2 separate regions of the Mus musculus genome follow, and region 2 is linked to region 1. A link is a loop called in an ENCODE intact Hi-C map of the cell type or tissue named here. Cell type or tissue: heart. All regions are shown on one strand. Links, peaks and the distances in the headings refer to the core of each region. The heading gives the core; the rest is flanking DNA.

Region 1 (8,332 bases), core at 206-8,205:
TGAGTTCAGATTTTGGTCAGGCTTCAAGAGGATGCCAAACACTCACCTAACAACCTACTCTGACCTGAAAGGCCATCTCTGCTATATTTCCAAAACTCTATTACTTCCAACGTAAAACCAGAGTGAGGAATAAAAGTGTGTCCAAAGGAAGAAATGCTTAGAAGAGGGAAGAGAGGTTATATCTCATTAGAGCCTTAAGTCTCCCAACTCAACTGAATACCTACTATGTGCTGGCCACTGTTGGCCATTTTACACAAGAGAATAGGCTTTTACTCACCTCTTAGCAAAACTTATCCTGGGGGAGGCAAGGTGATACCTACAAGAGGAGGTCTCCTAACCCCAGAGATCCCAGGTCCAGGCAGGAACACTGAGCACTGGCAGCTCCCCAGCAAGCTAGCTGTCAGCTTTGCTGCCCAGAGCTCACCCTTTCCAGGGCTCAGGGGGATGGATGCTGGTCTCTCTCCCCATCTGTCTTTCTCATCCTTCCCCACTCTGTTTCTCAGCAGAGAATGTGTTGGAAACCTGGACTGAATTACCACCCATTACCCAACCTGCCTTACTCCAAATCCCTGGTATTAATGCAATCAATGGACGGGAAGCAGACTCTTTTCGGCCGCCTGTCTGGCCTGCCCAGCAAGGCCTTCTTCCCAGGGCTGCTAAAAGGCCTATGCCCCAACTGTTTCCCCACCTCACACAGGGACAGTACCATGTGTGCTTGCCACAGTGGAGCAGGTACTCTGCCCATCAGAGAGGCCTCCTTTTTAGATACTCAATTCAGTGAATATTTGTTCATTCAGGGAATACTTAATAGGACTGTCTTGAGGCACTGGAACAAGGAACAAGCCTGACAGGCCTTATCATTTACCTAGGAAGGTGGTTAGACCATCAATGAGCAAATGATAAACTCACAGGTAAATCCCAGGTTGGTGGATAGTGATGAAGAAAATAAGTCAGGCTTATGGGATCACGATGCTGATGCTGATGCTGATGCTGATGCTGATGCTGATGCCGGAGGGGCTGCGTTAGAGCCAGCAGCCAGGGAAGGCCTCAGGGAGAAGAACTGAGTCCTTACTGATAAGAAAGGGGCTGCTTGTGGGCAGGGGTGATGATTCAGCAGTTAAGAGTACTAGCTGCTCTCCAGAGGACCAGGGTAGAAGTCCCAGCAACCACTTGGCAGTTCAGAATCATCTGTAACTCCAGTACCAGAGGATACAATACCCTCTTCTGACCTCTGTGGGCACCAGACACATATACAGGTAAAACACCCATGTGAGGATCCAGGGAAGGCTTCAAAGAGAAAGAACTGGGAAACAGGAGGGTGCCAGGGCAGAAATGAGCATGTGGGAAAGTGAGGGGGAGAACCAAAGCTGGGGAGACAAAGACCACACTATCAAGAACTGTAGGCCAAAGCAAAGAGCTTGAGGGCCATGTTTGGTTGTGTTATATAGTGTTTGCCCATGTTATCAATGCTGGCCTGGGACTAAAGATCCTCCTGCTTCTGTCTCCTGATGCTGGGGTCCAGGCATGCACTACCCTACTTAGCTAAGAGTTTGCGGTTCAAGGGATGACTGTGTTAAGAGCTTAGGATCTACATGTATTAAGAAGCCATTAAAAGGGCTGGAGACATAGTTCAATGGTCAAGAGCACTTGTTGTTCTTCCAGAGGACCTGGATTTGGTTCCTAGAACCCACGTGGTAGCTCACAATCATCTGTGACTCCAGCTCCAGGAGACATGGTACCTTCTTTACCAGGCATGCATGTGGTGCACAGATATACATGCAAACAAAACACCCACACATGTAAAAATCTATTTAAAACACAAATTTAAAAGAATTTCAAGTTAGCTTAAGCTACATAGTGAGTTCCAAGTCAGACTTAGAAATATAGTATAAGACCCTTTCTCAAGGAAAAATGTTCTACACAGAACAAGTCTGAAATGTTATTTTAGAAAGATCATTCTGGTGGCTCTGAAGAATGGAGAAGCCAAGGGTAGATGGAGGGATGTATTGTACAGGTTTTAATAAGAGGTGCTGGTAGCCTGGGCTTGGCTGATGGGCACAAAGTAGAATCAAGCAGAAAATTAGATGCTTTATCCCAGACTCTTTTAGAGCTAGCAGGCTTTTGGTGATAACCACTGAGTGAGGGCCTCATCTCTGTTTAGATGCTATTTCAAATGTACCCTTGCTTCAAAATCTTTTAATTCGTCCCACCAAATGAAATATTAGACACAAAAAAACTTGGGAGTTTGTGAGGGCAGATTAAGATTGAAGATACAGAAGCTGGAGAGATGGCTCAGAGGTTAAGAGCACTGGCTGCTTTTCCAGAGGGCCCAGGTTCAATTCCAGCACCCACATGGCAGCTCACAATCATCTGTTACTCCAGTTCCAGGGGAACTGATACCCTCAGACATGCAAGCAAAACACCAAGGAACATTAAAAAAAATCAAAAAAATAAATCATCAAAAAATTTTTAAAGAAAGAAGATACAAATTTAGTGAGTTGTTAAAATACATGTGCTATTTAAACCCACGAGACTCAACAACAACAAGAAGAATCTACTAAGAAAATGTAGGTAGGAGGATGAGAACACCAGAGACTGAGTCCTGACATCCAGAGGAGGAGTCTCTGAAGAACCAGTGAAATGAGGGCACAGCCAGCAATGGGAGAGAACGTGCTCAACTGGGCTGTCTTAAGAGAGAACCAGAAAGGTCAGCCCAATCGCTGAGCTTGGCAATGTGCGCTTTCTGGTGACTTGTTTGTTTGTCTGTTTGTTTGTCTTCTGAGACAAGGGCCTGGAATGTGCTGTGTAGACCAGGATGATCATGAATTCACAGAGATCCTCCTGTCTCTGTGTCTGGCTCCCAAGCACTAAGACTAAAGGTGTGAACCAGCCCACGGCCAGCTTCTGGTGACCTTTGACAAGGGTATCTTTAGTGACCGGGGAATTCACTGGGATAGCGGGTGGTGAGAAAGGCTATGAGAAAGTGGAGGCCTTGAGCCCAGCAGTGTCTTGAGAGGTTTCTACTATGAGGGAAAACAGAGATAAGAGGAAGGAGTAATGAAGCCAGTGGACCAGTAGTCTACATGAAAACAGAACACTCTCAGAGTAAGAGGTCCTACAGGGAAGAATATGTCAAACGGCGAGGTCATTATGATCAAGATTTTGAAGCTTACACATAGTTATGGAAAGGTCAAGAGCATATAGCCATAGGGAATGGAAGAAGGAGGTAGAGTGGAGGACCCAGAGTCTTGACTGCTAAAGCCAGGAGGGCATCTCTGTTATACAAAACTTGCAAAGAGCAGTGGCAAAATTAAGGTATAGGAGGAGAAAAAATGATCAATCCAGCTGCTGACAGTTCTAAGGCTTGGAGGACACTGACAAGGGGGTCAACAGATAACAGCCTCCGGGAGAGGGTGGCGGTGAGGCATTCATGAGCGTATCTATCGTTTCAAGAGGAAAAAAGACAAATGGTCCAGAAGCAGCCATGAAAAACAATAAGGATACTGTCCCCATTTCCTTGCACAGTGGAATGCGGACTGTGGAAGGAAAATAGAGCCCCCAAAATATCACAAGACAGTTGTGCCCTTGAGCCATGTGAATGAAGAAAATGGTCAAAAGACACTAAGAATATGGAGAAGGGCTGAAGGGATGGCTCTGTAAGTCAAGAGCACTGGCCGCTCTCCCAGAAGGCACAGTTTTGATCCCCAGCACCCACACAGAGGTTCACAATTATCTGTAACTCCAGTTCCAGGGCATCCAACTCCTTCTTCCGGCTTCTCCAGGTACCAGCCACACACGTGGTGCACAGATATAGATACAGGCATAACACTCATACACATAAAAGAAAAATAAATAAATCTTCTTTTAAACAAGAAGATGGGGAAATGACAGTTGCTGACAGTATACTGTGAGTAGCAGACAGCAGGGCAGAGGGTTCCCAAAGTGGAAGGGGGGTAGGGAGAGAGGGAGGGAGGGAGGGAATGAGAGGGGGTGGGGAGAAAGGGAGAGAGGGAGAGAGAGAGGGGGAGGGAGGGAGAGAGAAGGAAAATGAATATTGGAACTAGAATTGGAAGCAGTGAAAACATAGAAGCCCAGGCTTCTGTGGAGATCTAGGCGCATGAATGTGAATCCCAATGGAGTGAACAGAGTTGCTTCCGGAAAGCTTCCTCATCGTATTGTGTTAGTTCTGCAGAGGATGAATGTCTGATCCCTGCTTATGCCTGCTGATTGTTCTGGAGAGGCCACGGTGAGCCTGTAGGCCCTCGTCTGACCTGCAGGGGGCGGTGTCTTTGCTGAGGGAAAAAGATGGAATCTGAAAATATCCCAGACTAGGCACCTTATGGCTTTATAACCTCAGATACACACTTGTATGCACACTAAGACTGCACATACATCTATGCACTGTGAACATGTAAGCAACATCTTATATATGTATACATATAGAGAAACAAACACATGCAATATGCACACTTTTGCATATATCCCCTTAACACCATGCACACAAGCCCAACTACACCTGCCTATATTGCTTCATTCAATAATGTACTCATACACATATGCACATGTATGCGGGTGCACACACACACATAGAGCGAGGGGGGGAGCAGGCAACCCAAAATGGGTTCTCTTAAGTCTTGCCAAGTCTCAGACAGCAGAAAATCAAGCTGAAGTTGAACAATCCAACTCAGAAAAGGGGGGGAGATGCAGGGCGTGAGAATGAGGTGTGTGTTGGGGGAGTCAGGCAAGGAGGAGCAAAGGAGCCAAGTGCTGAGTTAAAAAAAAAAAACTAGACCATTTGAAAAAGGGAAAGCCTTCAGACAGAGCAGGAATGCAGGCTGTAATTAGAATCGCTTCAACCGTCTCTAGATTCAGGGAGGATAGGCAAACTGGTTGCACATGCGGCATGGTGATCCCTAGCCTAGATAATGTTGGCAAAGCATGTGTGTGTGTGTGTGTGTGTGTGTGTGTGTGTGTGTGTGTGTGTGTGTGTGTGTGTGGTATGTATACATGTGAGCATGCAAGAGCTGTGGAAAATGCACTTGACCACATGGCACTGAGCCCTAGAGAATCCAAGATGAGTGCCCCCACCCTTGCATCTGCCCGCCCCTTCGGGGGAGGGAGGACCTCTCAGCTGACCCACAGCAGCCACCCCAGACACATGTAAAGGCTAGCAGATGCAGGGCTTGCCCAAGGCCCTGAACCGGCCAAGCCAGGCTAAGGGAACACAAGTAGTGAAGGTACTAGATTACAAGAAGACAGTGTCACAGGTCAGTCACTGACAGGCTGCCTGACTAAAAGCCACATCTCTCCTTTCCCTGGGCCTCTGTAGTCTGAAGGGAGAGTTTGGGGTCCTTCCAAACTGGCCCTGAATATTCATCTGGGACTGCTGGTTATGAGCGGCTGGAATGAAGCAAAAGAAGGAGATGGTGGGGTGCCTGTGAGATGAGGGCTAGCCTATCACCATGTTATGAGCGTCATGGAGTGTGCAGGTCCTGGAGGGGCGGTCCAGGCAGCCACAAGCCTAATCCCTTTGGCCCTCCCCTTCGCTTCTTCTCACCTTTCTTCTCTAGGCTTTCTGAGAGGGCCTGGGGCCAGCTGCTATCATCACTAAATATAGGCCAGCCAGCTTGGGATGTGAAGAAGTCCCTCTTACTTGCAGGGTTGGTTCCAAAGGCCTGGCAGGTGGCAGTTGGTGGATATGGCCCCTCCAAGCCTGACAGATCAGATTCTCCAGTCCAAGCCCCAGTCGCAGCCCAAAGCTCCAGTTTCCCATGAACTGTCTCCTTTGTTCCCCAGTGTCCTGGGGGCTTGGTTCATAAAGTGAGTAGTTTGGATCCTGGTACACTGAGAACAATAATGATGATGATGATAATGGTAATTGTTATTATAGCCAATACTTACTGAGCCTTTACTGTATGCCACACAGCTCTCTGCTCAGAGCTTTGCAGGTGCCAACGCATCCCTCCCCATGAATACCTTTTGAGGTAGGTTCTATTAGTCCCACTTTACAGGCAAACAAACTGAGGCTCAGACAGCCTAGTCAAATTACGCAAACCACTTAATTACTCAGCGAGCGAGTCCGGAATGGCGATGGTGTTGATCCTTTGAACCTCAGATTTCTTTAGAGTGAGAAAAATTCTGAGAACAGTAATAGTCTTAGGCACGATGAATTCATCTTCAGCACACTGGCCTTCCCTCAGTTCCTCAGAACAATGACTTTATAGGAGCAGTCCTGGGGAAGGAGATGGCTCAGAGAACCCCCCAGCCCAAAAGATAGAGTTAATTCATGTTGGTTCTTGGGAGCTGTGTGTCCCTGAGCAACCACCGTGCCCTTTCTCAGCTTCCTGGGTCTCCTGGACTATACTAATGACAAGAGGGCTAGAGGAGACTGCATTTACGGCCCTCTTGAGTTCCTTTGTCCCCTCTCCAGTGGCTTAGCTGACACTGCTTCAAGTTCAGGCTCGGCTTTCCACGTGACACCAGAGCCAGGCAACCCGGGGGCCTCTGTGCTTTCTGAGGGCCTAAGAAAACCTTCCAGTCCCAAGAAAAAGAACATTTATTGGCTCTAAAATATGAAAAGAAAACAGCAGAATTGGAATTAATAAATGTTCCATTATATGTCTACAAAACATAATATAATATCAGCCTCGTTAATTGTTAAATTTAGTATTCCTAAAAATTTCATTACATTTGAAAACAATTTGTTGCTTAGATTTCCTCACTTTGCAAGAATTCCCAAGTATGCCCGATGATTACAAAGAAATCATAGCCAAGTGGGAACGAAACGACTTACTCATAGGCAAATAATTTTGAAAGCGGAATTATAAAAATCCTTTGAAATATTTTATAGCAAAAATTACATTTAATATGGGATGTGGGTGCATTTTCACATATCTGACATGCTGTGGGGTAAAGTCTCTCAAAGGGAGAATGCCTAGGGCTGAGGAGAGGGCCACGCCCTGAGTGGCAGGCAGAGCCTGGGTCACTGAGTAAGGGAACAAGGGCACCTCTGTGAGCTGCCTTGCTTGTTGGGGAAGGGGGGAGCAGCCATGGGCCATGTCAGGAGCCCACTCCTTGGGTTGTTCCCCTCATCTCCTAAAAACAAACAAACAAACAAAACACAAAACAAAACAAAAATTTAAAAAAACAAAAACAAAAACAAAACAAAACAAAAAACGCCCTGGCCACATGCATGTAGGCGCTGGCAGAATGGCTCTTGTAGAACAGCTCTTTCATGTGCTGCCCTCGGCTCTTATCAAAGGCCCTTTCAAGAAACAGGCATGCCTGTGTGCCTTTCATAATCAGGAAGAGAAATAAACATTATCTGACGAGAGGCAAACAGCCACGTGTAAACGGTGTCTGTTGGATTGTCAAGCCACTGTCCAGGATATTGTCCACTGAGACGCTTAGTGCCCTGGGGCAAGGGCCCACCGAGGTATTTCTCTCCCAATTTAACACCAGCATAAACTTGAAGTCTCTGGAGGACCTGTCAGTTTCTTCCTTTTTGACACCAAAAGCAGCAGGAGGCTCTACTTCTGGGTTTGAAATGGGAGGCCGCTTAGCTTCAGGCAAGTACACAAGTGGGGTGGGCAGGGGGAGGGTGGCGCAGCGATGGGATGACACAGACCACCACTTACTTTGATGTGACCTGGGCCAGGTCCCTTTCTCCTGAGCTGCATCTACAGTAAGAGTTGTAAAACCACAAGGTTAGTATGAGGATGCATTAGGCTAATGGATGTCAAGTGGCAAGAACAGGCCGTGGCATGGTGAAGAACACAGGCTGAGAGTGAATTTGCTCTCCCTCACCAAGATCTGATGGCACAGACCTATTATTCCAAGATGCCTACCCATTCAGCAGGCTCTCTCATCCTGTCTCTTTGCTTCACAAGTCAACAACAGAACTAGGTTAAGACTCTTTGTTGTTGAAAGCCCATGAACTCAGAGGTAGCAATAGAGGCTCCACTCTGTCCCCTAGCTTTTCAGTGGTCCAGTGCAGAAAGAGAGGAAGGATATGGTCCCACCAAGAGCCCTCTGTCATGCTTATGGCTGTAGCCAATATAGGAATGAAGGAGTCCAAGCATGAGGCTGGTGGCATTATGCCAGCTCATCAGTGACAGACCATAGAGGGTGATGCATCATCTGCAGCTGGCCCACTCGCTCTTCAAATCAAACTCCTTGCTACCAGCTCGGGAGGAGCTTTACTTGCCCTTTGAATACCATCTCTCTTCTGTTCCCATTATCTCTCCCTCGGCATTCCTATTTCCTTCTCTATTTCACTACACACCACTATCCCCCCACCTCTTCTGTGCTCCTGTTTGTGCCTCTGTTCTTA
Region 2 (8,332 bases), core at 256-8,255, 260 kb after region 1:
TAAGGGAATAATGGAATTAACAAAATTACAGACAACCTACAAACAATCCACTTGAGTCTGGTCCATGTATGCCTAATGAGAACCTTCAAAGCCTGTCTCTTGAAATATGGCTCTGTCATGCATCATGGACTGACACAACTGTGGCGATAACATTACCTGTATCTTCTCTCCAGTCTTGGTCCATCTTAGCCTTGTGGGCGCCTGAACACAGATGCTTGGACTACTGTCTCATTAGACCATAAATGTAGCAATTCCTCCACCTTTTATTTCCTATTCCTGGTAGCCTCTAGTGGGTGAGACACAGCTAGCTCATGGCTAATTGATGGAGGCATGATGATTGAAGTCTTGCTGTCTTCTAGAAGAAGAAGACCTTTCGAAGCATAGGATGGCAGCCTTGCTGGATAGATAGCATTGCTGCCTGAAAATAACTTTCCTCACTTATTCCTACATTCTGTGAGTAATGGTGAGAAGAATTCAGAGATTTGTCCTTGGCTATGGGAACCACCAAACTCATCTGTATAGGAGAGTATGTTTCCTATTTATTGAGAGCCCATTAAGAGATGCTACCCCTATAGCAGAATGGCTGTGTGGTGTGAGACTTCACATGCACTCTGGATCATATTAAGGCAACACAATCAGAGAACAGACCCTTTCTTGCCTCCAACCTCGTCTGTAGCACTCTTTCCTGCCTCACAGATGTTTACAGAGGGGCACACCATCAATAACTCACACATCCTCACCCTTCTAGTTCTATGGACACCGAACTAAGACACTCATTCACAACTAGAACTTGTGTCCCAAATTTTATCCCAAACAGAGTATTTCTTGGGAAATTAAACAGGCTTCAGATCCGAAGCAGAGGGTGACCTTAATCACACAGCATCTCCCACACATGTTGGCAGGCAGGATAGCCTTGTCTTCAAAATGTGTCACAGGGACCATGGCTTCTCAGAGTAGTATAACTTTCTCCAGGAAAACATGTCCATGATCTTTCTCTTTCCTAGGGACAGTTGATCATGGTCATGAAGAAAGCACATTTCTGAGTCATGAAGAAGGAAGATGCTAGAGGTAGCTGGAGTCTCTCAAGAGGGGTCTTACTCCCTACATCAACTTCATCTGGGTCCTACACATATGTCTGGTAAATCAATATTGGCTTAAGTGGCGATGATCTGGTAGAACACACACACACACACACACACACACACACACACACACACAAACACACACAGACACACACCACCACCACCACCACCAATAACAACAACCAACCATTCAATAAAGAATGGGCCATCCTTCTTCCAACATCCATAGCCTGTGACATCCCTATGGTCTTGTCAGGACAAACCAGAGCCATCATCAGTCTCTTTCACCATCCAGCCAGCCATCTGACAATCTTTACTTCTCACCCAATGACACTGTGCGACATTAGCATTCAACAGTAGTCTGTTGGCATTGCAATTGACATCTAGATTAGCTCCAAGAAAGGATTTCTTGACATTAGCAGGAAAACGTTCAGCATTACCTGAGCTTGGTTAATGTCATATTTGAAATAATGATGTGCGGAATTCAATTCACTGCTCCTTTCTTTATCCTTTCAAGGGTTAGTGACTTAACTCACAAAATCAATCAGTGAAGTAGTGTTGTGAAAGAAAGAGTCCTGTCATCTTCCCCGGAATGGCTTAGGAATGCTTTCTCCCTCCGTTTGTCATCGGCCATCTGTCTGCTTGATGCTGGCTGTTTAAGAATGATTCCCCTCTAGGTCTCTGGTGGCCTTCTCATCTTTCCCTTCTCAGAGCCACTCCTTCATGGCTCTAAGAATGATTCCTGTCAGTGAGACTTAAGGGATGGCTTTCTGATTTTAAAATGATGGGAGGTGCCCATGCTGGACTGGAGAAAAGAGTGTGCTAAACGTAGGTGTCTAACCTCTGATCCATGGACTGAGCCTTCCCGTACATAGCCTGTACATAGCACGAGATATGTGCTCAGGTGGAACTGACCCAGTAATAGAGACTTCACCATAATTCAAGGCAGTCAGGGTAGATTGGTTCTTAAGCTAGTTTTAGACTTGCCTCCCTATAGCTGTCACTTCTTATTTAGTTCCCTGAGGCCATAGAGTATGCGCCTGTCTCCCAAGTCTTTCTGAATTTGAAAGCTGAAGTCATAGTTCCTGGGGGGACATGGGCTGCAAGCCCATCCCAATCACCTCATGCCCTGTGACCTTGCAACAGTGTGCCCTCAGTGTATGGGGCCCCTAGGCTGGACACACCTTCCGGAGGCCAAGGCATTTGGCCTCTACTCCTTACTTTACATATGCTTTAGGTATAGCATTTCTGCCTGTTAGTTTTGTCACTGCTCAGAGGGTCAGTTTACTGCACTGGGGGTCACAGAGTCCACTCTAACCCGGCCGCCTTGGTCACCGTGGGACCTTGGTTAACAGTCCAGCTGTCTGGGCCTGTTTCCTCATCTGTGCAATGGAGATTATAAGGGTGCCTGTTGCAAATGGTTGTCATGGCAAGTGAGATAATAGCTGGAAAATGCCTGACACATGGCACGAGCTCAGTACGTATTAGCTCTCTTTCACCTCCCTCATTCTCAGCCGCAGGGCCTGCCTAACAGCTGGGGGCATCTCCAGGCCTGTGTGTGAGGGAGCGCCAATGGGTGGGGTAGCAGGACAGTAAGCATATGGCCTAGATTTCCAGGGATGAGCCTAATTTTAAATATTCCATTCTGTGGTCATATCATGCATTAGACAATTTGGCCTGATTCTGAGTTTGAAAAAATAGGATCACATGGGCGGATGATGACATAGCACCAATGCTGCTCTCACGTAGCCCAGCGGGCCTGGGTTGGCAGAGCTCGGGTCCTGTCAGCACATAATGTGTGCACCTGTGTGGTGAAATTAGGCCAGGCTCGTACAGAGACCAGGCACCAGAGGTTAGAAAGAAAGAAAGAAAGAAAAGAAAGGAAGGAAGGAAGGAAGGAAGGAAGGAAGGAAGAAAGAAAGAAAGAAAGAAAGAAAGAAAGAAAGAAAGAAAGAAAGAAAGAAAGAAAGAAGGAAGAAAGATGTTTTAAACTCTGTGGCAAATGGGTGGGTTTCCCTGTACTTACCAAGTATACTGGCCTGGCCAGGGGCTGCTGTTTCATCTGGAATTGGGGGAGAATCCAGGCTGAGGCCAGTCTGTGTTTGATGACAGGTTGGCTGTGTGATCTCCAGCCTCACCTATGAGTCTGTGCACCCTGCTGTGAGGTGGGAATTTGGCTTGGGAGTCTTCTAAAGGTGTTTAGACTGGAAGTTCCCTGATCCCACTAGGGTGTAGTTGGTCCCATAGAGATGTTGCCAGCTTTGGCTTTCTTGGAACCTTCAGCCCACTGCTCCATCTCTGCTCAGCTCCGTTCCTTTCTCTGTCCCTCTTTCTGCAGTTCCCTCTCCCTCTTAGGCTCTAACTGGTCCACTTCTTCCCCTCAGATCTTCTACCCTCCCCGCCTTTCACAGTTGCTGGGGGACAGTTTTCTTCAGTAAACACCCCTTTACCCCACCACTGGAGGCCTCTTCTGCCGCACGCAGTGGCTCCGCCTGCACTCAGGGCACCAAGGTAGCCAATTTGGGGCTTGAAGAATGGGAGCTGGGCAAACAGAATAAAGATCCACTCTGCCTCCCATGGTCCTCTGCTGCCACCTTTCGGCAGTCCTGGGTGACACCATTCTGGGGGTTGCCTGGGCCCACAGGGGCCACGAATACTGCTCTAGCCAACAGGAATCCATTACTTTCAGTGTCCTGCCAGGCCTGATTTAAAGCTCATCCTGTAATCCGTCTTGCACCCCCCTCTGGGCCTGTCTCCTGTTTCCTTGCCTGTGAAATGGATGGAACTTGTCTTTGGCTCTGGTAGAGGTCCTTGAGGAGTAGGGGCTTGAGGGACACATGGCTTTGCATCCCATCCTGCCCCTACCACTTGCCTGGTGGGCGAACCGGTATGAATGCTTCCTCCTCCTTGGGGCCTTTAGACTTGAAATGGATGGTATGGGGAGACATAGATGAGAGAAAAGGGCCAAGACAGATTGCTACGCATCAGACAAACGGAATGTGGAAAAGGGCATATCATCTGTATCCACAGGCCTTGGCCACACTTCCATCTCTCCAGCCACACTTCCCCATTCATTTGCCCATTCACTCACTCAGTCATTCTTTCCATACAGAGTACAGACTCATTCATGGGGAAACAACATTCACTCTGCTCTGCCACTGGCTCTCTGAGGAGACTAGTCGGAATCTCCCTCAACCCCCCCCCCCCCACCTCCCGGCCTCTTACCCTTCCTCAGTGACACAAAAGGGTTAGAGCAGCCAGAGAGTTGGAATCCATTTCAAAAGGTGACTTTTCCAGCTGTAGGTATTCTTAAGACATTCTGGAAAACCAGGAATTCCACATCCCCACCCAGAGACCAAGCACACCACCCACCCGCCGACCTGCACACCCCAGAATGCCCCTGCCTCCATCCACTAGACCTCTGGGGATATAGCCTTTGCAGAGTTGCCTTTCCTCCTGTCAGCACTTTTCTAGGGCCAAACACTGGTCACAAGGCAAGCACAAAGAGCTACCCCCTGCGGTGGTATGAAGATTCAAAGCTCTTGCAACAGAAAAGTCTCTTAGAAGTCCCTGCTGGCAATGCCAACCCCAGAGACCCCAGAGTCTCGAACTAGGTCCAGGAAGAGCTGGCTGGAAGCCGGTTGAGTCAGACGCAGTCACATACTCCTCCTTCTTCAGGTTTTAAAGCCGCTGGACTTCTGTAGACCCACATGAAGACAAGGTCTCTATGCCCTGTAGAGGTCCCACCTGGTGGCTGGTGGCCTTCTGACCAAAGATCTATTCCCAGAAATTTAAAGCAGAGGTGAGGCCTGGGATAACTGCACACACATAACTACAGCCTCTCAGCCTGCCTGCCCACTGTGGGCAAGATGCCATGCACAAAATCCCTGCCAGGTAGTAGCTGCCCAAAGGAGAGGCTCCTCACCTAGCTGCCCCTGCAAGCCCCACCCCCAGCCTGCCAGAAGGGAGGTCTGCCCACATCTGCTGCTGGCCGGTACATCTGCAATGGATTACAGGGCTGGCCCTGGCTCAGGCTCATCCCAGATGTGGATTCCCCTGGAATGTGCCTTCTCTCTAATTGTCCAGCCTCTGAAGGGTCTCACCCCCCTTCATCCGCCCTGCCTCTGCTGCACCCCAGAGAGAGAGAGAGAGAGAGAGAGAGAGAGAGAGAGAGAGAGAGAGAGAGAGAGAGAGAGCAGCACGTGGAGGCCTTCCTCCTTTCCCACAGCTTGTGCCGGAACAGCCACAGCCGGGACCAGGGCCAGCCCGGTGGGGGGCCGCACTCTCCTCCATCCTGGTCCATGGGGTTGAGGAGCTGGAGGTCTCAGCCCATCCCCCCTTCTTTTTTCTGGGGCCAGGCACTGGGGGGCAGAGGGAGAAACTCTGGAAAACTCACTATAGGTGAAAGAATTTGGCTCCAAAGCGCAGTCTCCCCTAATCCCTGGCCCTTCCTGGGAATGCCATTAACCTTCCCAGCCCCACTGATGGAAAGAACAGGTCTTCTTGGCCAGGCCAGCTCCTTAGAGGCCTTCAAATGACAGCCTGGATGCATAGAAGTGGCTCTCCTGGGTCGCAAGGAGTATCTTCATGCCCCAGTAATTCTAACACACTCCCAAGGAGTGGTGTAGATTCTAGTGTTTCCATTTCTCAGATTCCCAGTAGAACCGAGTAAGCTTTAAAGCACACAAGCCTGGACTTTGGGTTTGCAACCTACGTTTGCCACAGCCTAGCTGTGTGTTCCTAGACAAGTGAATTTACCTCTCTTAGTCTCAAAATTCCTTTGTCCGAGATGAAGATGACACCATCATAATTTTTTTGACTGGGATTGTCTACTAAGCTGGGAGTTATTAAGCATGTTGCATGTCTTACTTTAAAAGAGTCATACGCACGAGGTGTTCTCATTACTTTTGTTTTACAGGTTATGAAACTGAGTTATTCAAAAGTTGCATAGCAGGCCTAAAGTAACACAAGTCATAATATTAAAGCCAGGGTTTGAAGACAGACTGGCCACTATCTGAGCCTTTGGAGAAGGCTTTGATAAATGGAACCCAATATCATCTGCATTATTATCTGATTCACAGAACCTAATCTTACCTGCTTTATTTTTATTTTGTGAGTGTGTGCCTAGGTGGAGGCCAAAGGACAACTTCAGGTGTTAGTCATTAGTTACTGTCCACTTTTTGCTTTGAGACAGGCTTTCATACTGGCTCAGACTCAGCTGAGTAGGCTAGGCTAGGTGCCCAACAAGTCTCAGGGCTACCTGTCTCCACTTCCCCACGTCTGGGAGTACAAGTGTGCACCACCATCTGACTTTAATTCGAATCACAGTTCAAAGTAATAATTGATCATCTCTTTGATTGAAAAATTGTTTCTCAATGCCCACAAGTTAAAGCTCAAAATGGCCAGACTAAAATTTTTTTTCAAACTCTGGAATTTTAGCTTCCTCCCTGGCCCTTTCCCTCTGCCTTCTGAGACCTCGGTTATTATTCCCACTTATTCTCATTGGGTGGCCTGAGTCTGTCCATTTCAGCACTCTCAACCTGGAACCTAATTTCTCTGCACATCTACTGCTCCTCTCTACCTTCTTCAAGATTGAGATGAACTATCAGAGTCCACAAAGATTTTGTGGAGAGCTCGGTCGGTACTCGCCCACGCATCCAGAACCTCTTGCCCACATAGCTTCTTCCTTTGTATTTAAAAGATTGGCTCTATATATGGGTAGATGGATTCCAAAGATGTTATTCAATTTGCCTTCCTATGACCTAGTGGTCAATGCCTGCCTGGGCTTTGGATGAATTTGGACACTGGCCAACAGCTTGAGAAAGACATATGGAGAAGAGGAAAGGAGAGTGGAGAGGAGAGGAGAGGAGAGGAGGGGAGGGGAGGGGAGGGGAGGGGAGAGGGGAGGGGAGGGGAGGGGAGGAGAGGAGAGGGGAGGAGAGGAGAGGAGACTTGAAAAGGGATGTAAGGCTGAGTGCTGCTATCATGCCTCCCTTTCTGCTGTCAAGGTTCTTTTCTTGCACCAGGGAACACCACTCTGAACTATTTCCTTCTAACAGTTTGTCCTGTTCCCCCTCCCCCTGGCAGTACCAGAAATGGCTCCCCCAGCCTACAGCACCCCAACCTAGGGATGGACAGCTGCTGTCACTAACCAGGACGGTTTGTCCTTTAGTGGAGGGAGGCGCTTAAGCCAGGGCCCTGTGCCCGTGCTTCTGTGTGATTTTCTTCATTACTGTTAGAATTACTGCCTCCCATGTAAAGCACCCGTGTTCACAGAACTGAACCCCAGGGGAGAGTTCAAGTTAGCTCTGAGAGGGACAGATCCTTCCTTCTCTGAGAGATGAGCCAGAGAAAGTCCAAGTCGCTGTCAGAACTGGAGAGGATCTTAGAGTCATCTGGCATCATGCTGCCTTTCTGTTACAAAGCGGTGCAAATGAGGATTCACAGTTCAGAGAACTTATCCAGGGCTCCCAGCCCTACTCAGTCCTTCATTTCCATCCTTAGCTCCCTATGGAAGCTTCTCTCCCTTGAGCTGCTTTGGAGAAAGTCTGAGGGAAGCATGAAATTGCCTTCTAGCCAGGACATTTTGGTTCCATTCAAATGCCTTTCGCTCAGTATGTCCTCTCAAGGCGCCACAGCCCTCCCTTCCCATCTCAGCACTCCCTGTCTCCTCAGCACTGCCTTCCAAGTACACAGGTACCCCTGCTGTTTTTCTTCCACACAGTGTATCTTTGCTGTGGTTTGTATCCCGACACCTCTCCTAAAATAACAGTCTGAGCAACAGATCCACTAACTGGGTGGCTGATTGCCTAGCTGGTCATGGCTGATTGACAGACAAATGGACTTTATGGCTATCTGAATGACACTGTCCTACTGGCTAATAGAGAAAGACAGTTTGCTGGGCAGGCTGACTGACATGCAGATGCTCTGACAGGCTGACTGGCTCTGCAAAGACTCAAGAGGAGCTAGGAACACCAGCAGACTGAGCTGAAGGGAAACACATACAGGAGTGCCTTGGCAAGGCTACTGTCAAGACACCTCCAATAGCCTGTCACCGAAGAGAACTAGACGGACGTGATCAGGCTGGGAGCAATGAGGGCCTAATGGAAACCAGATGTGCTGCTGGTTTCTCTCAGGAAGAGTACCTATGTGGAAACCTGACTTGGCTCTGGCACCAAGAGATTCCTGGTAGGCACCTTTCAAAAAAACAGGCAGTAACCTAGAAGAGCAGGAACATGGCACATTCTGCC

The links. A loop is a pair of places that touch in the nucleus more often than their neighbours do. Peaks named below come from ENCODE experiments on the same cell type or tissue, not always from the same donor. Only the 100,000 strongest peaks of a DNase experiment are listed, where the experiment ranks them.
Region 2: it touches region 1 in a loop (2.1-fold over the local background); 5 of 42 quality-filtered maps call a loop at or near these places.

Annotation. Positions count from the first base shown.
Region 1 is chrX:99,398,792-99,407,123 of GRCm38, forward strand. It overlaps Gm14812 (predicted gene 14812), which reads right to left. Exons shown (of 7, transcript NR_033544.2): 7 at 6,540-7,679. Among named protein-coding and RNA genes, the nearest start is that of Gm14812, 41 kb to the right of the region's middle. In heart, for the core only: a CTCF peak has its summit at 4,274 (motif pointing right); no DNase peak of the experiment used is centred there; H3K27ac peaks cover 381 bases; H3K27me3 peaks cover 3,578 bases.
Region 2 is chrX:99,654,580-99,662,911 of GRCm38, forward strand. No RefSeq gene overlaps it. Among named protein-coding and RNA genes, the nearest start is that of Gm41898, 53 kb to the right of the region's middle. In heart, for the core only: a CTCF peak has its summit at 3,681 (motif pointing left); a DNase peak (open chromatin) is centred at 3,672; H3K27me3 peaks cover 4,669 bases.